Linked DNA regions of Mus musculus: all the other regions are linked to region 1. A link is a loop called in an ENCODE intact Hi-C map of the cell type or tissue named here. Cell type or tissue: heart. All regions are shown on one strand.

Evidence for each region. Peaks named below come from ENCODE experiments on the same cell type or tissue, not always from the same donor. Only the 100,000 strongest peaks of a DNase experiment are listed, where the experiment ranks them.
Region 2: a loop joins it to region 1, with 2.1 times the contacts of the local background. A loop is called at or near these places in 5 of 42 quality-filtered maps.
Region 3: a loop joins it to region 1, with 2.2 times the contacts of the local background. A loop is called at or near these places in 4 of 42 quality-filtered maps.

What each region holds. Positions count from the first base shown.
Region 1 is chr15:5,238,512-5,246,511 of GRCm38, reverse strand. It overlaps Ptger4 (prostaglandin E receptor 4 (subtype EP4)), which reads left to right and starts at 2,325. Exons shown (of 3, transcript NM_008965.2): 1 at 2,325-2,829; 2 at 3,317-4,251. The coding sequence starts at 2,814. In heart, CTCF peaks have their summits at 992 (motif pointing right) and 4,672; DNase peaks (open chromatin) are centred at 2,271, 4,101, 4,601, 7,821 and 1 weaker place; H3K4me3 peaks cover 3,345 bases; H3K27ac peaks cover 759 bases; H3K27me3 peaks cover 2,684 bases.
Region 2 is chr15:5,421,888-5,429,887 of GRCm38, reverse strand. It overlaps the pseudogene Gm46496. Among named protein-coding and RNA genes, the nearest start is that of 5430437J10Rik, 70 kb to the left of the region's middle. In heart, no CTCF peak of the experiment used is centred here; no DNase peak of the experiment used is centred here.
Region 3 is chr15:5,322,400-5,330,399 of GRCm38, reverse strand. It overlaps Gm41257 (a long non-coding RNA gene), which reads right to left. Exons shown (of 4, transcript XR_875007.1): 3 at 6,788-7,043; 4 at 2,687-3,674. Among named protein-coding and RNA genes, the nearest start is that of Gm41257, 72 kb to the right of the region's middle. In heart, no CTCF peak of the experiment used is centred here; a DNase peak (open chromatin) is centred at 3,219.

The sequences.
Region 1 (8,000 bases):
ATACTTTAAGATACTTAATAATCGTGCTTTTTAGGTGTGTTTTTAATAAGGTCTCATAATACAGCCCAGACTAGCCTTGAACTCAGTCTTCCTATCTCAGCCTTTCAAATGTTGTGAATACAGGTCTGTACCGCTATGCCCACCTTAATATACTCTCTGTCATGAAAAATTAATACCAACAATTTTTAATTAGAAATTTCTCTGAAATGTCATAACTGTTCACAATTCATCCTTACTCTCTTTGCAAACCCTCTCTTACCTCCAAGATCTCTGCTTGTCTCCCTCTCCCTCCTTTCTTCCGTTCCAACCAATCCCTTTCCAAATTTTGTGAGCCTGGGCTTGCTTTATATCTAGTTTATCCAAGGCCATCTGTGTGGACTGAAACTATTTCCTGTAGCCTGAACTACACCAGTATTAATTTTTTGCATTTCAGGAACTTAAAGAGGAAAGAAACTGGGAAGGAGTTTGTTAGCAGGCTATGAGGAATGTCGTCTCATGTTTTTCTGACAACCAGCTAACATGAGTACCAATCATACAGTGTGGCCGGTGAGGAATGGGGGTGCAAGGTAGTTTCCGTCCTTATTTTTCTGGTGTTGATTTGTGTTCTGTGCTGACACCATTCTAGAGATTACTCTCCAAAGGACATGCAGACACCAAAACGACATCAATGGTGACAGCAGACTCAAAAACTGAACATCACCACTGACTTTTTTTTTTATCAGCTAAGAATGCTTTCCCTTCTGATGTTCCTGATGAAAAGGCTTGCACACGAAATGTATTTTGATACCCACATGTTCCCTTATACAAGTAAACACAATTCTGAGTACTTCTCTAGGCTGAAGTTAGTTGAAATCGTAAAATCTTGGTTCTCTCACTACTCGTTTGTTTCTGAGGCTTGCTGAAGAATCATAAATTCTTGGCAGATTTAAAAAAAAAAAAGATTTATTTATGTGAGTACACTGTAGCTATCTTCAGACACACCAGAAGAGGGCATCAGATCTTATTACAGATGGTTGTGAGCCACCATGTGGTTGCTGAGAATTGAACTCAGGACCTCTGGAAGAGCAGTCAGTGCTCTTAACTGCCGAGCCATCTCTCCAGCCCCCATAAATAACAGTAGAGGCATACCTACTTGTTTCACACAAGATTCAAGCCACCTAGTTACCCGGTTAGATGCTAAGCATGGAGTGAGGTTTTTGTAAGAAGTTGAATTGTTCAGAAAACCATACTACAGTCTCATTGTGTAGTTTTTAAAGGATCTGGTGACAGGGTTTTAATTGCCCCCTGGTGTTTTCCGATCTTAAATTCTGTTTTTTAGGAGAATAGTTGATAATTAAGAAATGATTGTTCCTCATCAAAGAAGAAGCCGAACAAACTATAAACCAAAGAATAGGGAAAGGCAAATAGACCTTTTCCGAGTTAACAAAGAGGCAACGCCTGGAAATTCGTTAATTTGCTTGAATTTCAAACCCCTCTCATCCCGCAGGTGAAGATGGCTAGCAGAAACTGAACAGGAAAGCACTTGTTTCAGCCTTCCTGAGGAAGAATGCTCTCTCTCTACAGTTAAACAGTCCCCCTCAACTAAATCTCAGGTGTGCCTGTGGGCCACAGGTCTCCAAAGAAAGCCCTAAACTCTGCCATCTAAGTGAGAAGTTGCAGTTCCGTGTTGCTCGCCTTCCTCCCCGCCTCCGCTTTGGTGCCCTATTGAGCGCAGCTAGGGCACTGCCAAGTAACTCCTTTTATGGTGAGAGGATGGATTCTTAGTCGCCTCCCCGCCCAAGCCTGGTACCTACTCACCGTGCCTCTGCCAAGTCCCACCCGGAGCTCTCGGGCGTACACACCCACGGACAACCACACACCCACTTTTCCTCTCCGCTCTGTGGCTCCCGGGTAGAGCCCTAAAGCAATTGTCCCGACATCTCAAGACCCACATGTTTGATCTGTGGGTGGAAGATGCGAGAATTTAACCACTCTAACCCGCAGAGCAATGTAGACCAGACACAGGTCCCAGCATCATTCCCGCTAAATGCCCAGCTTGGGAGTGGCGAAGCTCGAGCTGGCGTTTCCTGGGGACTCGATCTGGGGGGTTTCGGTACCTTCGAGGGAGGGAAGGCACTGAAGCTGCACCCGCAGCCGGGTGGCACCCCCGCAGGTCCCTCCAGACCTCCGCAGCTCTCCGCCCCGCCCTCCATCACCGGGCTCCTAGGCGGTGCTAGAGGAGGTCTCGCCCCGCCCCCTTTCCAGATCAGCCAATGGAAGCCCGGGCCGCGCTATGACTGTCTCCGCCCCCTCCGGGGAAACTTGCGGGAGGAGAAAAGTTTGTTCAGAGGCTGGAGACGCCGAGAGCGAAGCTCGAAACCCGGCAGCGGGAGAGGAAGATGAACGGCCTCAGGTCAGAGCCCCAGGCCCAGTGGACCCCGTGCCGCCCCCAGAGCCCAAGGAGCGGCCTCAGCGGCAGCCGCCTTCTCCGGTAGCTGTCCGTTCAGCCCGCTGCTGGGGAGGAGGGAGCCCGGACCTACGCTCTGTTCCACCTGCACGCGTGGCGGCGACACACCTGGACGCTGACCTCCCGCACTAGACCTGCGCGGGCCCTGCAAAGCTGAGACTCGCCTTTGAAAGGAGGAGGCGTTAGTAAATCAAACAAGAAACCCCAGACTGGTCTTCACCGACCCATCCCGCTAGCCTCTCTGGCTTTCCAAGCTTTTTTGAAAGCAAGATACTCTGACCTCAGTTCCGGAAAGTTGGCAGCCACCGAGCCCCGGTTCCGAGACAGCAAAAGCTTGACAAGTTCCGCACTGCGTGGGAAGAGACTGATGGCTGAGGTTGGAGGTAGGTCCTGAACATCTGAGGCCTGAGCCTTGGGCACACCGGGCTCCTAACCCCACCCTACAGGTAAGTCGGGATGGAGGTCTTTGCGTGTTCAGGCGCTCTTCCGGGAAACCAAAGAACAGAATGTCCCATAGTGTCCCAAAATGTCCATAACTTCTTTCGATGAGCATTTTATCCATTCTGTGGGGAATATCACTAGGGAGTCACTTTTCCCTTGAGAAGGGTCTTGCTCATCTCGGCGAGGGAATGAGCTGATTATGGAGCGGTGGGGGTGGGGATAGGCGGGAAATAAATATATTAATGTCAGCAGAGCGGTGCTCTTGACAGAACGGATCCAGACCTTGGGAATTTAAGTAGTCACAGTTAATGAGTAGCTACCGATGAGGAAGTTGGATCTGGGTGCTCTCCTTATCTCTGCGACACAGCATTTTGGCCATGGGTCGAACACCTTGCAAGTGGTAAATGGCTCGTTTCTCTTTCTCTCTAGGTACCATTCCTAGATCGAACCGTGAGCTCCAACGCTGTGTGTTACTAACCACCACCATCATGTCCATCCCCGGAGTCAACGCGTCCTTCTCCTCCACTCCGGAGAGGCTGAACAGCCCGGTGACCATTCCCGCAGTGATGTTCATCTTCGGGGTGGTGGGCAACCTGGTGGCCATCGTAGTATTGTGCAAGTCGCGCAAGGAGCAGAAAGAGACGACCTTTTACACTCTAGTATGTGGGCTGGCTGTCACTGACCTTCTGGGCACCTTGTTGGTAAGCCCGGTGACCATCGCCACATACATGAAGGGCCAGTGGCCCGGAGACCAGGCACTGTGTGACTATAGCACCTTCATCCTACTTTTCTTCGGTCTGTCGGGTCTCAGCATCATCTGTGCCATGAGCATCGAGCGCTACCTGGCCATCAACCACGCCTACTTCTACAGCCACTACGTGGACAAGCGGCTGGCCGGCCTCACACTCTTCGCCATCTATGCATCTAACGTGCTGTTCTGCGCGCTGCCCAACATGGGCCTGGGCAGATCCGAGCGGCAGTACCCGGGCACCTGGTGCTTCATCGACTGGACCACCAACGTAACGGCCTACGCCGCCTTCTCTTACATGTACGCCGGCTTCAGCTCCTTCCTCATCCTTGCCACCGTGCTCTGCAACGTGCTGGTGTGCGGCGCGCTGCTCCGCATGCACCGCCAGTTCATGCGCCGCACCTCGTTGGGCACGGAGCAGCACCATGCGGCTGCCGCCGCCGCGGTAGCTTCGGTGGCCTGTCGGGGCCACGCTGGGGCCTCCCCAGCCCTGCAGCGCCTCAGCGACTTTCGCCGCCGCAGGAGTTTCCGGCGCATCGCGGGTGCGGAGATCCAGATGGTCATCTTACTCATCGCCACCTCTCTGGTGGTGCTCATCTGCTCCATTCCGCTCGTGGTAAGTGTTTGGGGCCTGAGACCCACTGGGCCTCTCTCCTGCATCCATCCGCCTCCACGCTCCCCTCCTTTTCCCTGATTCCTTTGGGGGGGGGGGAGGTGGGCAGAGTTTTCTCCAGTTCTGAGCTGGGACCACTTCAAGGCTTCTCTGAGCAAACCCAGGTTTTCCTTCTAAGTCCTGACCTTAAAGAGACTCAGGAGGTGATTCCCCGCCCCCAGGTCCCCTGAGGTTCTTTCCCCGAAAGCAAAAGTTCTGAGGTCCCCTGGACAACCCCCTGTGCCCCCTCCCCTGCCAGGTTCCCCTTATTGCCCTGTTTTGCTTTGCATCTTCCCTGAACCTTCAGGCGGGATCAGTTAGATGGGGGGAGGGGACAACTCACTTGCGTTACTTACTCTAGCGCTCCACTCTGTGGCCCAGAGTCTGCAAACCCAGGGCGATAAGCTCTGTTGAATTCATTTCCTTGGGAGAGAGAGAGTGCGGGTTCAGCCTTTTTGATTTCTTCAGGCCTTGACTTTTTTCTAAATTATGCAGAATTTTAAAGTTAGAATAGTTGAGTTGCTTTTCCACTTAAAAGCCTAAGGACTCGCTTCACAGAGGAGTAAGAGGGCCTTGCTTAGAATAATCTTGCAGACATAGTCACACTGCTCCCTGCCCTCCCCCAAGCCTCCCTTAGCCCCTCCACCGCCTACCACCCAAAACCTTGAACAGACTCCTGAACTGGGTATGGTTCAAATTCAAGTTCCTTATTCTTTTTGCAAGCTAAGAAAGCATGACGGACTAGTTGGTGTGCACTGCCCTTTAATTTTTAACGAGCAGGAGCAATGCAGTTTCTCCTTGAGGGAGACTCTAGCCCTCACCACTGTAGTATTAGTCTCTCGCTAGAACACTTCTAATTTGCTCCTTTGTGGAACATCTGTCAGTGTCTTCATGTGCTTCATCTCTGAGGACCAGAGTCTTTAAAGCTGCCATCAGCAATGTCGAAAATATTGCAAGCAGAAAGGAGCAAATGCCTCTTCCGATCTCTGCTTTTACATGTGACACTGACAGAACGCACCAGAAACAAATCATTGGTCCAGCAGAATTCTTCATCTAGAATTTATCTTGTTTTGAGCTCTATCTCTCAAAAGACTGCTTTCCCAGAAATTCTAAACTACCTATTCAAAAAAAGATTACCATCTATGTCCACTGGGAGCAAGTAGAAGTACATGTAATGGGCTACTACTCTTTTCTATCTCTTATGAATACTACCAGCTATCTCTGATTTAGACATATTTCTATCTCTTACAAAAGTGACTGTAAATGGAAGAAAACTTAGCGGTGTCTGAGAGCCAGCATACAGTAGCTCCTTGCCAATGTGTGTAAACAGACGTAAATATGACTGGCCAGAAGGGCCTTTAAGCCATCTCAGAACCTAATGCAATTTACAGGGTTAAGTTACACTCGAACCGCATAAATATATTTTACTGTCTGTAATGGCAACTTAAAATAAAGGGAGATCTGGAAGGGAAGAGCTGAGGCCTCTAGTCTCTGCTTTCTATTTTATGGGACAGTAAATGACAAAGTAAGTAGCTGTTATTTACAGGACATCCACTTCACAGAACTGAGGAATCGGAGCTAGGCCATTAGTAACGGTGCACAGGCTCCCTAGATGTTATGCTTAGAAGTGAACATGTGACTCTACAATTCACATGAAGCTACCAATAAAGTAGTCTCCGTTGTCTTCTGGAGAGGCACACGAAACCAATACAATGGGCTAACCTGGCCCTCGGGTTCAGAGCCCTTTATGACAAAGCCTGCAGCGTGAGAGAGGATCCAGAACTGTATTCACAGCTGGCATGTGGATCACATTTTAGCTAATGAAAACTGCTGTGGAAAGTCAGCCCTGGGTAGAGGATGTTAAGTTATAATCTCTCTCTGAGAGCTGAAACGGACTCAGCTAAGGGGTGAGCACGCTGGTCAGAATGCTCCTTGCTTTCGTGAGAAATAAGTAATCAAATAAAAGAGTAGCTTCCGGTTTACCCTTGAGTTTGGGCTACAAAAATCTCCTCTCTCAGAGGCAGTTTAAATAAAGACCAATTGTGACAAGTGATAAGGCACTATGGAACCCAGTGTGGTCACCCACAATGCAAAGCTTGCTAAAAGGACCAAAAGAAACTGTCAGAGTTACAGTCTTTTCTTGGCTGTTTTTACAGCCCCGCCCCCATATTCTGGGAATACTCGAGATTAAAGCTTTGCAAGCTCTCTGACAGTTAAAGCAGTTGGGCGTACATGCTTTCAGTTCAGAGGGAACTGGCAAAGCATCTGCTTTAACATTATGGACTGAAACTGAGTTCTCATACCATTGGACGGGAGGGAAAGTGTCCAGGTCGTTTCCAATGCTTTAGGAAGGCTACTTGGCAGAGCAACTATAGCTGACTTGGACTTTCAGAGAGCTACATACAAGGCAGAGGGAGGACAGGCGGCCACTGAAAAATACGCCAGTGTCTGTCTTTTGGACCTGTGGGAGGAAGAGGCTAGATGAGGTCTTACCAAAAGGTTGATAATTTAGTCTGGAAGGTGAACTTTAATTTGTTCTGCAAAACAGAGCCCAGCTTGAAAGCTAGAACTGAGAAAGACTGAGAACTGCACTGTGGATATGATGAATGGGCCCAGTCTGCAAACTTCTCCACGTGGGTAATAACCAAGGACTAGAGACAGTGGAAGCACACACCATCGCACAAACAATGCTGGGTGGAGGCGGGTTGCTTGTCTTTGTGTCCTTTCTGCGGTTGATAACTGCTCTGGGGTTGGGTGGCTGCTGCTGTTGGATTCAGGAGATGCTGAAGAAGTGAAAGCTCATGCTTAAGATAAATATCTTGCATTCTTTAGAATCAATCAATATAATCAATGGAAACCCCTAAGGTCACCATATTAAGTACGGCAGCTAGATCAATTCCTGGTACTTATTTTTGCGGTTGTAATACTAATGTTGAGACAACAGTTATAATCAGATCTTTTGCCTCGGGGCTAAAGAACTAGACTGTCAGATTTGGAAAGGTATTTTCTTCCACAAGCAGGGAGCCAGGGACATATTTATTGCTTGTTTATTTTTTATTTTTTTATTTTTCTTCTTACTTGGAGCTACCAGTAGTATGGCAAATTAATTAATCTTCCACCTCAGTCAGGTAAAATTTTCATCCTTAGGGAAAGAGTTTCCTGCGTTTCTCTGGTTGCTTACTGGAAAGTCTATCAAGGCATCCCCAGCAGCTTATAAAAGCAGATGAAAACTGTAAACAGGGACACTTTTTGTAGGAGGCAAACTGGAAGTGGACTCATTAAATGATCGCATGAGTGAAAATGCACAGGTAAAAGGGAGGTGATTAATTTAGATGCCACTGTAGCAAAACCAATGAGATGGATCACTTTTCTAAAAAAAAAAAAAAAATGCAACCAAGTTTTAAAAGAACTGCGCTTCCTAGAAGCAATGTTTGAGTCATAATGTGAAACGGAAGGCCTTTAGGAGCCCTGGGAGGACTGCAGAGCAGTACAGAAAAACAGGGTTTTGCCAAACCCAGCAGCTTGTTGGAATCAGCTCAGTGGCTCATGTCCCTACCCACTCCACGCCTCTGTTTCCCCAGCTGCAGATGAAGAACTGTGTCTAACTGGATGGCTGGGAATGAATCTTTCTTCAGTTCTTCTCATCATCTTTACTGACATCTCAAGCTTTGCTTTTATTGAACATCTATAACAGGACATTGTCTCCCTTAGAG
Region 2 (8,000 bases), 180 kb before region 1:
CTGAGTTTCCACTTTGAAATGAATGACAGCCTTCTATTGCTATAGTATTGTGTCATTTGTCACCATGGTGTTCTTCAGTGTGAAATAACCTTTTGATAAGACATGTCTTCAAGAACCAGGTTGTCTGTCCACTTAAATGCTCCACATCAAATTCTCCACTTTCATGGGTTGAGATGAAATGAAAAGAAAGGACTTGATGTTGTGTTTTGAATGTGGTGCCCCAGGTTCTCTTTGGCACTTGGCAAACCTATTTCATGGTTGTCAGTGGTGGTATCATATAACCCAGAATGAAATCAAATGTGTGTTGTAGCCAAGGTTGACACTTAACTACTAATTTTTCCATTTCAAGTTCCAAATACCTGGATTACAGTTGTATACCAAATGTATCAGGCTAGAAATTGAAAACTTAATCCAAGATGTTATAGTTTTTAGAGGTATGACCATTAAGAGATGACTAGATGAATTCTTAGGCAAATGGATGGAACTAGAAAATATCATCAATCACAAAAGAACACATATGGTATGCACTCACTGGTAAGTGTATATTAACCCAAAAGCTCAGAATATGCAAGATACAATTCACAAACCACATGAAGCTCAAGAAGGAGGAAGACCAAAGTGTGGACACTTCAGTCCTTCTTAGAAGGGGGAACAAAATACTCATGGGAAGAAATATGTAGACAAAGTGTGGAGCACAGGCTGAAGGAAAGGCCATCCAGACATTGCCCCTCCTGGAAATCTATCTCATATACACTCACCAAACCCAGAGACTATTTTATCTGACAGGAACCTGATATAGCTGTCTCCTGCAATGCTTTGCCAGAGCCTGACAAATACAGAGGCAGATACTCACAGCCAACCATTGGACTGAGCACAGGGTCCCTAATGGAGGAGTTAGAGAAAGGACTGAAGGAGCTGAAGGAGTTTGCAACCAACCCCATGGAAGAACAACAATATCAACCAATCAGACCCCCCCCCCCAGAGCTACCAGGGACTAAACCACCAACCAAGGAGTACACATGGCTCCAGCTGCATATGTAGCAGAGGATGGCCTTGTCAGGCATTAATGGGAGGAGAGGTCCTTGGTCCTGTGGAGGCTCAATGCCCCAGTGTAGGGAAATGCCAGGGCAGGGAGGCAGGAGTAGATGGGTGGGTGGGGGAGCACCCTCATAGAAACAGAGGGAGGGGGATGAATAGGGGGGCTGGGGGGAAAATTGAAAAGGGGATAACATTTGAAATGTTAATAAAGAAAATATCTAGTAAAAAAGAGATGACTAGACAACTGAGAGAACTCAGAACTGATGCCATTGTCATAAGAAGTGGGTTTTTAATGAGCTTGCTGTCATGTCATCTCCCAGCCTCTGCAGTGGTGCATTGCACCATGTTGGGGTGTAGCCAAAGACCCTCACCAGATGCCAGCAACACATTTTCATAACTATGAGTCAGATAAATACATTTCTGTGTATTATAAATCTGTAGGTATTACATTATGGAAGTATAAGTGATCCAAGCAGAGTCACAAAGCTCAGAGGTTGATACAAGACAAAAAAAAAAAAAAAAAGGAGGAGCAAATAACACAGAGACTAGAAGAGAAGCACAAACAGGAAAGAAGTGAAGATCCCTTTGCTCAATAGCAGAACCCTGCTCTGCAGTCCAGAGGGTCCCATGAGTGAAGAGCAGACCTCCCAAGATCACTGCTAAGAGAGAAGCGCCCATCTCAACACCATCTGCTCTTATACAGCACATGGAACATGGGGAATTTTGTTTATACTTCAAGCATTTCAAGGGATTTTTATATACTCCCCATCCCACGCCCCAAAATAGGCTCAAGGCTTTAGAAGATGGTAATTACAGTAATTGTACGTGAAAAATCACAGGAGGTCACAACTCCAATTAGTATGTTTTAAATGGAGAGCCTGTGGCTCAGAGCAGATGTGACCTTCCTAGGATCATACGGTCTAGAAGAGAGATGCGCCATAAACTTGAACAATCGAAAGCAGAGTAGCTATGTGCTCATGTGAAGGCAAGGTTGTGTTGAAGAATTGTGTCGCTGACACAGGCTAAGTGGTCATCACCTCACTACACCCTTGGCTCTGTTCTGTCACTATTACCAGATAGGGAGGTTGTTTTCCTTTTCAGAATAAATAAACAGTGAGAACCAATAAATATCCTTTTATCTCAACATTTTTTTTCCCGGAAGAAGGGATACCACACACAAAGAAACTTCTTTTCTCTAAAGTAATAAATATTTATTGTGAAACACAAACAGCACACTAAATAAAGGCTTGGGTGCTTTTACTTTCTGACAGCGCAATATTTTCTCCAAGTTCATGGGGACATTGACCCAGAGTAGACACACAAAGAACAGAGTTGACTGATCCTGAGCCCCAGTGTGGACACTGTGCTGGACAGTTTTATGTCAGCTTGACACAAACTAAAGTCACTGAGAGGAGAGAACTTCAATTAAGAAAATGTCTCCATAAGATAAGGCTGTAGCAAGCCTGTAAGGCATTTTCTTAATAAATGATGGATAGGGGAGGGCCCAATCCATTTTGCTTGGTGCCACTCTAGGCTGGGGGTCCGAGGTTCTATTAAAAAGCAGACTGAGCCTGTAGAGACTTGATATGTCAGGATGGAAGGTTACTCAGGATATCTCCACCTTCTCAGAGGAGAAGGGGAAAGAGGAGAGAGAAAGGACTTGGGATGGAGGGACCAGAGGTGTGGGGCAGGGATCCACATTTAAAGTGAACAAATAAATAAATTAATGGCGGGAAAAAAAGTCATGATGGGCAAACCAGGAATCAGCGCTCCTCCATGTTCTCTGCATCAGCTCCTGCCTCCAGGTACATGCATCAGTTTCTGCCCTCACTGCTTTTTTTATGGAACTGTGAGTGAAATAATCCCTTTCCTCCCCACGTTGCTTTTGCTCATCATGTTTCATCACAGCAATAGTAACCCTAATTGAGACAGACACTAAGCCAGTAGTCCACAGGGCATGAGACCACTAAAGCCCCAAACCTTGGTACATGTTGAGTCACTTCTCTACTTGTATGTGAATTTCAGAGATCCAGCTGAGGTTTTGAGGTTTGCACTCCTTCTGGTCTGTCTTGGCCAGCACCCTGAGCAGACCACAGGCACAAAGTCCGCAGCCAGACCCACAACACCTGGAGGTAGCTCCACTCCAAGGCGCTCTAACACACCAGGATCAGAAGATCACAGGTCCCCAGGAGCTTGGTCACACCAGAATCTCAAGGTCCCAAAGGCAGCTTGACTCCCAGAAACTCGGACATACCCAGGATCTCAGGATCACAGAATCACAGAGACAGCTTGACTTGGAGGAGTTCTGACACAATCAGGATCTCAGAAAGGACAGGCTCCAGTCAGACATAGCCAGGACAGGTAGCACTGGAGATAACCAGATGGTGGGAGGCAAGCATAAAAAGATAAGGAACAGAAACCAAGGTTACCTGGCATCATCAGAACCCAATATTCTCACCATAGCAAGTCCTGGATACCCGAACACACTGGAAAAGCAAGATTCAGATCTAAAATAACTTCTCATGATGATGATAGAGGACATTAAGAAGGGCATAAATAACTCCCTTAAAGAAATACAGGAGAACACAGGTAAATAGCTAGAAGCCCTTAAAGAGGAAACACAAAAATCCCTTAAAGAGTTACAGGAAAACACAATCAAACAGGCCAAGGAAAGGAACAAAACCATCCAGGATCTAAAAATGGAACTAGAAACAATAAAAAGATCACAAAGGGAGACAACCCTGGAGTTAGAACACCTAGGAACACCTAGATCAGGAACCATAGATGTAAGCATCAGAAACAGAATACAAGAGATAGAAGAGAGAATCCCAGGTGCAGAAGATACCATAGAAAACATTGACACAACAAAGAAAATGCAAAAAGCAAAAAGCTCCTAACCCAAAACATCTGGGGAAATCCAGGACATAATCAGAAGACCAAGCCTAAGGATAATAGGTATAGAAGATAGTGGAGATTCCCAACTTAAAGGGCCAGTAAATATCTTCAACAAAATTATAGAAGAAAACTTCCCTAACCTAAAGAAAGAGATGTCCATGAACATACAAGAAGCCTACAGAACTCCAAATAGACTTGACCAGAAAAGAAATTCCTCCCATTACATAATAATCAAAATACCAAATGCACTAAACAAAGAAAGAATTTTAAAAGCAGTAAGGGAAAAGGGTCAAGTAACATATAAAGGCAGGTCTATTAGAATTACACCAGACTTCTCACCACAGACTATGAAAGCTAGAAGATCCTGGACAGATGCCATACAGACCCTAAGAGAACACAGATGCCAGCCCAGGCTACAATACCCAGCAAAACTCTCAATCACCATGAAGGAAGAAAACAAGATATTCTATGACAAAACCAAATTTACACAATATCTTTCCACAAATCCAACCCTACAAAGGAAAATAGATGGAAAACACTAACACAAAGAGTGAAACTACACCCTTGAAGAAGCAAGAAAGTAATCTTTCAACAAACCCACACAAACATGATACTACTCTAACAAAAAAATTAACGGAAAGTAACAATCACTTTTCCTTAATATCTCTTAATATGAAAATTAACATTACAACATATTCTAGTCGATTGAAATTCAAAAATATGAGGAATTAGAAATTTGTTGGCTGTCATCCTGTGGTCTCTCTAATTTGGTAATGGGAGTAATAGGTCCAATATTGTACAACCCATATACACTTTCTGCATCTTTGTACATGACAGGGTCTTGCTGTGTCCCACATAACGGTCTTGAAATCATGCTTCTCCTATCTCAGCCTCTCTAGTAATAGGATTGTTTGTTTGATGTTTTTACACTATAGTATGGATTTCAAAACAGCTTACATATTTCAAAATTATTTATATAGCCAAAAGAAATGTAGACAATTAATTTGGGAGGTGGTTTGTAAGAGAACAGCAGAGTAAGACTGAAGGCTTTGCTTGATATTTGTAATTATTGTATCAATTTTGAAGAAGGGAACTTTATAAGTTACTCTTATTCTGAGATGAATGCTTTTCAAAATCATCACAGGCAATGAATCTTACCCTCACCTAATGTCTGTGCCACCCTCCAAGCAGAACCATTGTTCATTGAAACAATTGATGAATGACTTCATGGATAGACCATCTTAATACACACACCATTTCTTAAATAAATGTAACCTGTTCCCTGTGGGCTGAAAGTGACGACATTCACTCAAGTCAAATAGCTTTGACCATAGCAGGAAATCTGTATCCAAAAATTGTGCCTGCAATTCATTCCTTGGTGCGGCAGAACTGTCAACTCTTAGCTTATCTACTATGGAGGTAAAATCCTTTGGTAATGTGAGGGACACTGTAGTGTCCTTATTACAATGAAATCCAATGTCCAAAAACTGTTCTTATTTTGTGTTTGTACCACAGAAAGAGCCAAGATTTTAAGCTCTACTAAAAACAAAACAAACAAACAAACAAAAAGACTTTATCTATTTATGTTCATTAAAAAAACTAATAGCGATATATTATTTTAAAATATCATACAGTTAGTATATTTGGAGTTATTTAAAATTTATATTGAGAAAAAAATATATTTTCAGTATTGCTGTAGACAAATATCTACATAAGACTGTACAATTGATTGTTGTTTTATATCAAACAACTTTGATAATACTCATTTTTATTGTTACAATATTTTATGAATTTTAAAGAATATGAAAAAAATCTAAAGGTATTGCAGGTTTCGAAGGGGGAGGCTCTCCAGAAGAAGTTGAGGTACAAAAGGGCGAGAAGAATGTGATATAAGTCTTTTTACTCAAAATGTGTTTTTAAGTGTTAACAAATTCAGATAAATTGAAATTGTGTATCTTTTCTCATCATGATTCAATAAAACTTAAACCAAACAACAACAAACAAACAAACAGCTAACTCCACAGTTTGCAGCAACCTGTTTGGAGTATGGTTGGCTGGCTTTTGATCTTTGCTTTGTCCCCATCCTTATCTTGCTCTGGTACCATTCACACTAGCATCTTTCTAAAAAGATGATCTGGAACAAACAGATGATGCAGAACAATTAAAACGGATGTGAAACCTGGAGGTCACACCTGATTGCCATTAATGCTGGTCCTGTGAAACCCTAATCACTCCCACCGACTTTGTGGACAGATAAAGGTAAAGAACTTTCCCGTGAAGGTACCACTGCCTAAGCAAACAGAGCATCTCTAGTGTGGCTGCTGCCATATACTCTGAGCCTCCTCTTTATCCCCTAAAGAACGAGTGCTGAAATCTTTATTCACAAAAAAAAAAACAAAAAAACAAAAACAAAAAAAAACAAAAAAAAACAAAAAAAAAAAAAACCCAACTCTTTCATTGTTTATGAGGACCATGTTTGCCAGGTACTTCAAAATCTCAGATATAAACCCTCGCACCCTTTCCCGTCCTAATAGCATGACACGAATCAATAGTTAATTCATATAAAAATATACAACCTGATATGCAGAAATGGGAGAGCTGGATGTAATTGGAGTGCCCCATTAGCACAAGGGCAAGTTCTGCTGGTCCTCTCAGATGTACAGTTGCAATAGGTTGATTTAGAGGACATTCTGCCAAAGGCAAGGAACACATTACGTGGCATTTGATGACATTTCTAGTCTTATAAATCTGATTGTTGGTTCCATGCCCCTAAGAGGTGTGAAATTAAAAGGAAGTCTCATTAGATCAACAAACTTGATTTTTTTTTCCTGGAAAGCATAGTTTTAAGGCTGAGACATTACTTTGTTAATGATCATGCTGTTTTCATCATGATGGATAATTGTGATTGAGGGATCTAGAGAAAAATATTTCGCCATTGTTTCTGCTAAAAATCTATGTAGGACATAAATATTCCTGACACTTTCCTTGAAGTAATAATAATCTCCCATGCAGAATTGCCATTGTTGTCTATCCAGTAGGTTATACTAAGAACCCTGCTCTACATTAGATGAGGTGCTATGATCTAAAGTTCAAGCATGGATTGGCGGCACTCACCTTAATCCCAACACAGGTGCAAGGGGATCTCTATAAGTTTTGAGATCTGCTTGGTTTATATAGTGAGTTTCAGCTTGGCCAAGGATACAGTGAGATCCTACCTTTAGAAATAATTAAAGAAGGAAGAAAAAAAAGAATACTGTAAATGCATTAGTCACCTTCTTAAAATGACCTCATGTGTCACACACTGAGCTTCTGCCAGTTGATCTGTTTTCCATAACACATCATGGACAGAGCTTCTGATCAGCCCCTGCTGGGACTTGGAGCAAGCAAAGGCCTAGGCATTATAAAGTGTGTCATGGTCTAAAGTCTCTTAGAGAAGCATCTCTCAGAGGATCCACAAGTATATTAACATTGACTGTTGAGCTGTCATAGGATTGACCTCAAGTCTATGTCATTCATAAGGTCTGAGTACAGACTGAGGTGAGCCTGATTCAATCCAAAAAGAATAAAACTCCATTCTGAGTCCCATTCAATGTTTTCTGACTTCTAATCAAGTTCACATGCCAAAGGCATTCCTTTGGCTCTTATGCTGAAAGGAAATTGTGGTATGTTCCTGAATTTCCTTTATTAATAGCTGGGTCACACCTAATAGGTGAACACAGTAAAGATTTGATTAATCCCTTAAAGTCGCATTACCCTTAGTGTAGCCAGAGTCAGCAGATATTTGAAAGGTAGCTTTTTTTTATCCCTAAGTTCTAATAATGCGTTATAAAGTATAAATTAACACCAAACTTTCAGAGCTGAGTTTTCAGTCTTGATGTAGATTGCTTTGTAGTGAAATAGATATAGATAGATATAGATATAGATATAGAATAGATGATATATATAGATACAGATACAGACAGAGATACAGATAGAGATAGAGATACAGATATATCTTTTTTCCTGCTTGCCTGTTCCATGGTCCATCATTGCCAATTGAAGTTCTGCTTTCTCTGATTCAATAAGAT
Region 3 (8,000 bases), 84 kb before region 1:
TTTGAGAAAGTGTTTTCAATTTTCCTCAGTTAATATATTATTGTCTGATATATAGTATAGTATTATATAGTATAGCATAGCATAGTATAGTATAGTATAGCATTGCTTAGTTTCATACAACCCTTATTTTTTCTGTTCTAGGGGCTTTACTCATGACCAATAAACAAATTAAAGTGCCTTTCAACATGTGTTAAGATACAGTGATGAATCCCATACATTAGAACTCTAGGTAACAGATGTACAAGACCACTGGTGAGGCAGCTCAAAAAGCTGATGGCTTTAAGAAGTCCTAGAAAATGCCAGACACAAATGAAATCTACATTTCAAAAAAAATCTAAGAAATGAACTGAAATCTGAGTAGTTTGGGGTAGACAATTGTAGAACTGTCTGAAGAAACTAAAGTGTAATCAAAAGCCCCTTTCATGGAACCATTGATCCTTACATTAAAGCAGGAGCCCTCTAGTCCATGGCTGGGCACAGAAATGGATACACCACTAGAGCAATATAGGATCCCCTACCAGTTAGAATTCATAAGGCCAACAAAGAAACGAGCCTTTACAACCTTTCCTGGAGATGTGTTTTATGCATGCTTTATAATGATACAAAATTATAACAGGGAAGGTAGCCCTTATTACTTGAAGGAATGTTCTTCCTCTTCCTCACTTAATCAAGGTTTTTTATCATGAGTTGAGTGTTAACTTTTACTAGAGGCATTTTTATGGTCTGTTGAGATGATCATGTGATTTTTATACGTAAACATACTTATAGTCCTGCATTTTAATTATAACTTTGGATATGTAGAACTATTCTTGCCTCCCAGCAATAAAATAAACATGGTCATGGGACATGATCTTCTTTTTTTCTTTTTTTTAATTGAAAAATAGATTTTTTCTCATACAATATATCCAGATTATAGTTTTCCCTCCCTCTACTCCTCCCAATTCCTCCCCACCTCCCCTCCCCTCTGGATCCACTCCTTTTCTGTCTCTCATTAGAAAAGAAGAGGCTTCAAAGAGATTTTTTTAAAAAACAAGCCTGAAAAAATAAAATGTAAGATGAAGCAAAAACTATCAAAGCAAAGTTGGACTCATCAATCCAAGAGGAGAAAGAGCAAGCAGTAGAGTCAGATACCCACTCATTCTCATGGTTCTGAGTCCCCATAAAAATACTAAGCTAATATCTGTAATGTAAATGCAGAGGACATGGTGTAGGCCTATGTAGGTTCTGCACTTGCTGCTTCTGTCTCTGTGAGCTCATATGTGCCTTGCTTAGTTGATTAAGAGGACCATATTTTCTTGGTGTCCTCTATATTTGGGTCTAACAATCTTTCCTCCTCTTCACAGGATTCTCTGAACTCTGAGAAGATGGATTTGATGGAGACCTATCACTTAGGCTCGCTCTCTCCATTATATAATGTTTGACTATGGATTTCTGCATCTGTTCCCATCCACTGCCAGAGGAAATTAATAATGACTGGATGAGGCAATGTTCTATAAGTATAATATATTAGGAACATAATCTTAATGTTCTCTCGAATTCAGCATACAAGTATTTTCTTAGGTAATTTTAGATCTTTACTCATCAGGGATGGCTGTTTATTGCTTTTGTTTTTGTGTCCTTATCTGATTTTTGTTTAGCAACTCTGGCTTCATGTAATAAACTTAATAATGTTCCTTCCCCTTCTATTTTATTGAGTTTTAAAAGTGCAGCAGAATTTGCCTGTGACTCCATCTAGTCCTGGACTTTGCTTTGCTGGGAAATTCTTTATGACTGCTTCAATCTTGCTGTATATTATAAATCTATTTAAATTCTTTGCAGTATCCTGGTTTGATTTGGGGTAATATGCCTGTCTAGGAACTTAGACACTTCTAGGTTTTCAGGAAAGTTGCAATATAGGATTTCAAAGTCTTCTCTGACGATCACCTGAATCTCCTGAGAATCTATGGCATCCTTTTAACCTCTTATACTAATAATTAGAATCTTAGTTCTCTTTCTTTTAGTTCAATTGACTCAGTGTTTGCCAATTTTATCTGATGTTTTCAAAGACCCAACTGCTCGTCTGGTTGGTATGAACTGGTCTCTGAGTCTCCATTGTATAAATTACTTCCCTGCTCTTCATTAGTTCTTGCTCTGGTTTTCTTCTTTATGGCCCTTTCCCATCGACCCTCCCTTTCTTCCAGATATCTACTCCTTGTATGAATTTCTGGGCAGTTTATATTTCCTAGCAAATCAGAGCTACTACACCCATTAAAGTCTCACCGACATGACTGCCTAAACATAAACTGAACAAGGAGAGCAACCATAGACCTGCCATAGTAGACGGAGGAAACTCAAGAGAACTAAGGAATGCTGAGAGAGGGAGAAGTCATATACCTTGGGGAAGAACATTTGGTTATCCAATACTAAATGGTCAACCCTGAAAACATGTACTCAATTAACATTATGCCAAGTGAGCAGGTTATATTTAGCAATATATATGTATATATACATACATGCATACAACAACAATTAATGAAAAAAGAGACTAACAATTTGAGAGTAAGGAGAGGTATATGGGAGGTTTTGAAGAAAGGAAAGGGGGAAATGGTGTACTAAAATAATATTAAAATTTTAAATATATATTTTTAAAATACTCCCCCCAAAAGGAAAAATGTTCTCAATTTGTCTTACTGTCAGACATACAACTTACTCTGTGTTGTAGGTGGCTGAAGGCTGGCAAAAATCCACTCAACTCTAATTCATACCACATGAAAAGCCTCATGTTCATTGCTGGTAATAACATTCCATAAGGAAGATTATTTAGGCTAATACTCAGCAAGTACACACCAGCAGGCCAAGCACAGCAACCAGAGTTAACGGAAGGTTAATGGAGACAGGAAGGTCTTCATTCTAGATAGTTACTGCACGTGCCCAATGGGATGTGAATACTTTCAGAAACTGACATATTAAGAAGAGTAGACATATTAATCAGGGTAGTAATTGTCTGGAAATTGCATTAGAGGAAGAACCACTGAAAATACAAAGAATCTTCAGCCTTGGAAAAAGAAAACTTGGAATGAACTAGAGTCAGGGAGAATATGAACTCTGCCTCCCAATATATAAATGAACTTCATGTGGCTAAGAAATTAGATTTATTCTGCGTAGTTCCAACAGGAAGAATGACGCACAGTGATTGGAAGTCACAATGAGGCTGACGTCAGTTTCACACAAAGAAGAGCTCTGGAATCCTGGTGCTGCCCAACAATGGAAATGGCTCTGTGAGGTAGTGAGCTTCCATAGCTGGGACAGGAAAAGGCAATAATTTTAATAATGGTGCTGCAGCTGTGTGTAGTTCTGCTCGGGTGGATGATTACAGAAACCAGTGCTCACCAAATCTGAGTGTTCCTCTAAGAGGTCAATGGATATTTTTTGAAATAGACTTTAGTTTTTTGGAAGAGTATTGGGTTCACAGCAAATTTGAACAAAAAAGTTTCCACATTCTTCTTCCTCTACTCACCTATGTGCAGCCTTCTTTATCATAAATAATCAGAGTGGAGCATTTCTCTTATTTCTATTTTTCTTTTGATGTGTTCTTCATAGATATAGCCTTATACATAACTTAGGCTAGTCTTGAACTTGAAATCTTCCCACACAAGTTCTGTGTGTGTGGGAGTAACAGGCACATGCCGACATGCCTAGGAAAGCATTTGTCATGATTAGCAGACAGTGGCACATCATTATCACATAAAATCCATAGTATATACTAACAGTCACATTTAGTGTTGTGGATCCACAATTTTGATAAATACATATTCCCCTCCACCAGTAGGATATGTTTTAAGCACCTTTTACTTGAACTTTCAAATAATTAATGCCCACTCACATTCCACATTTCCAGCATTTCAAATTTCATTCTATGTGGTAGAGATAAAACTACTGGCTGACATTGAACAGGAACAGTCTTGTTCTTCAGAGTCAAAATTCTCAAAACTGTGTTTCATGTAGTTTGTAAAAGTGCCAGGGACCCAAAATGTTCCCAGGACTGACCCAACAGGGAGGACTTTAGCAAAAATACCCAACAAGTATAAACATCTGATTAACCCCCTCAAAGGGTAAATTATCTGCATAAGATTTCTCTCAAATATGAATCTACTGATCTTGCCTAAGGATTGAGATTATATTAAAGGCCTGGTCACATTCCTTACATGCTAATTTCTAGCTGTATGCTAAAAATTTATCTTTATACCCACAGGTAAATGTACCTCTCAGTTCTCATCAACAAAGTTTCTTTCTGCAGCAGAGGCTACTACAGAGATTCACAGCTGATCACAGTGCAGAGACTAAGTGACATCGAGGTGTCCAGCTACAGCTGATTAATCTACAACACAACCCCTACACACGGGGCTTACAGAATGTCATGAAGGAAGGGGCAGAAACATTGTTAGAGCCAGAGGACCAGAAAGCATGCTGCCGGATAGACTTCTAGATATGATAATGAAGCTGCACCCATGGATTCTTAACAATATGATTGCCTAACCAAGACCTACATCATGACAGCACCAGTCAAAAAGCCAACATGGATAAGATAAATTTCACAAGGCCCTACCCCTAGGTGAAGAACCACAGGCAATCAATGAATGCCAAGAAAGGGAGACTCAGTCTTCTCCAGGGATGTGCCTCTGATACGTTATCACAAGGAGTCAGTCAGTACTAAACATGTGTACACAAGGACAACACTAAATGAGCTCCGGGGGGTGGGGGGGTGTCAGGGTTAGGTATGGCACACACACACACAAAACAATCATAATTTTAGAAAAAAATTCATGAACTTGAGAATAGGTGACATGACTTTGGGGAGGAAGATGTAAATGGTGTAAATATATTACACATATATAAAATTCTCACCAAAATGAAATTTTAAAAAAATCAGAAAACATTACACAACTGAATGACATCCCTCATTATCCTATATGGACAAGAATAAAAACAAACAATAAGTCAGTAGAGAATAAGAAAGAATAAAGGTAAGAGCAGAAATTCATGAAGTAGAGGCTAAAAGGGAAACATTCAAAATCAACCAAAGAGTTGTTTCTCTGAAGAAGAGAAAGACAAGACTGACAAGCCTATAGCCAAACTAACCAAAAGAAAGAAATGACCAAATTAATAAAATTATTTTCTCATGAAACACGGAGAACAATCATGAGATACTTTAAATTTTTCTATTACCAAAAGCGCTATAAAATCAAGAACAAAGAATGCAAAAATGCATGAACATGTATGACCTAAAAATTAAATCTAGAGGATATAAATAGCTTAAAGAGATCCATCCATGTCAAGAAATTAAATTGAGGTAATAATGAAATATTTCTGCACTAGTCATTTTTACTGTGATACAATACCATCACCAAGGCAACATAGAAAGTGTTTATTTCAGGTTCATCATTCCAAAAGGATAAGGGTCCAGCACCATCACAGTAGAAGAACATTACAGCAAGAACCATGAATGGTGACATGGGAACAGATAAGAGCTTGCATCTCAAACAGAAAACAAGAAGCAAAGAAAGCAAACTTCGAACTGCATGAGATTTTTTTTTTGAAACTTCAAAATCCACCATAGTGACACACTTCCTTCAGTGAGGCCAAAACCCCTAAGCTACCCAAATACTGTTACCAACTAGGTACCACACATTCAGAAACCCAAGAATACAGTGGACATCTCATTCAAACTACAACAATCTAACAACAACAACAACAAAAAGCTCAAGATTGCATGGGTTCACTGCCAAACTCGATGACACTTTTGAAGAAGAGATAATAACAGTCCTCAAAGTACTCCATACAACAAAAAAGGAAGGAAGACTATGAGCTCATCCCATGTAGAGAGCATTACTTTGAAGATACACATGTAAGGACATATGAAGAAAACTATAGCTCGAAATCCTTGGTGGACACAGATGCAAAACCTCTCAATATAATTCTTATAAACCAAATTCAAGAACATCTTAATTAAGGTCAGACACTGCAATCAACTTGGTTTCATTCCAGGGATGCAAGATGTGTTCAAGATACATAAATCAATATGTGTATTTTGGTACATAAATAAACCAAAAGAGAGAAATCACATGTTCATTTCAACCATCGTAGAAAAATTTTACATGACTATAAGATCTATGAAGAATCTAAGAATAAAAGGATCACATGTTGACAAAAAGACATAAAGCCATATGCAGAAAACTGTTAGTCAGCTTTCTATTAGATGAAAGAGTCAATGAGAATACTTCCTCTAAAATCGGGAACAACACAGGGTACATATTCTCCACCCTGGCTCAGAATAGCCTTTGGAAGCCTTTGGCAGAGAATAAATACAAAAGAAGGAAAGACAAGGAATACAAATCAGAAAATAAAAGGTCAACTTATCCCTATTTTTAAAACATGTATTTATGTATTATTTTAGCTAAAACTATAATTATATCATTTTCCTTTTCTTTCCTCCCTCCAACTCCTTACCTGTCCCCACCACTTCCTCTCTCTCTCTCTCTCTCTCTCTCTCTCTCTCATTGATGTTCTCTTTTTCTTTGATCATTAGTGTTACATTAATTAACAACCTGGTGAATATATTTTGTATTACTTTTGTGTATACATTTTCAAGGCTGTATCCACTTTGTGCTGGATAGCAAATGAAGGGACTATGGACTCATTCCTGGGAGAGACTAGTTCCCTCTCTCTCTATCTCCGAAGTCATTAGTTGACTATAGTTATGTGTCTAGAGGTGGGACTCAGTGAAATTTCCCTTTTCTGGATTACCTACCATGTTTGTTGAAATTGTCTCTGTTCTAGTTTTGTTAGCCATCCATATAGTTGATATTTGGTTGATGCTGCTTTCCTGTTATTCCTTAGAGAAACAATCTCACAGCAGACTTCCTGGTTGCCTGATTCTTCAGTGTTGGTGCCCCTTCTTCCAAAAGGTTGTGAGCCTTGGGTTCATCTGTAGATGTATCTTTTGGGGTTGGGTCCCCACAGTCAGTTGGCCTCTAAATTATAAGCATATGTCATTTTCCAGTTTTCTGCAAAGAGAAAGTTCTTTGATATAGGTAAGAATTATACTAATCTGTAGAAAATGATCACTATTTTAATATAACATAATCCTGTACTTAAAGGACCTTATGAACTTCACCAGAAGTTTCTCAGATCTGATAAATACTTCAGCAAGGAAGTAGAACACAAAATCAACATACAAAACTCAGTAGCTCTCTATATAGAAAATAACAAACCAGATAAGAAAAATCCTATTTACATAACTTTAAAAATTAAAATACACAGGAATTTACCTAACCAAGAAAGTGAAAGACCTATACATTGAAACATGAAGACAATAAAGATGGAAGCTGAAAAAGATATTCATTTGAAGATAAAAAGACATCTCATACTAATGGATTGGCAGGAAAAAAAGATTGTGAAAATGATCATATTGACAAAAGCATTGCACAAATTCAATGGACTCTCCCCCAAAACCCAGTGATATTCCTCAAACAGCTAGAAACAATAAATGCTAAAACTTAGTACAAAATATCCCAAATAGCCAAAGTAATTCTTAGCTTAAAAGGGAGGGGGATTCTAGACAATACTCAAAATCAATTTATATTACAGAGCTATGATAACAAGAACAATATAATGCTGCCACAAAAACAGATGTATAAGCCAGTGGAATGGGATGGAGAAAAATAGAAATAAAACCACAAAGTTGCAGCAACTTAAATTTGTACAAAGCCATCAAAGAGGGGCACAAGAAAGAAAGACAGCATCTTTAGTGGATGGTGCTGTGAAAACTGGATTTCTATCTCTCGTCCTAGACACATATCAATTCAGATGGATCAAACAAAGATCTTAACATAACATCACCAACATTGAAAATGCTAGAGAAAAAAAACATCTCAACATATAAACATGGGCAAGAGCTTCCTGAAAAGGAAACCAATAGCAAGAAGACGACCTCAGGAATTGGCATGCTATTACACGAAACA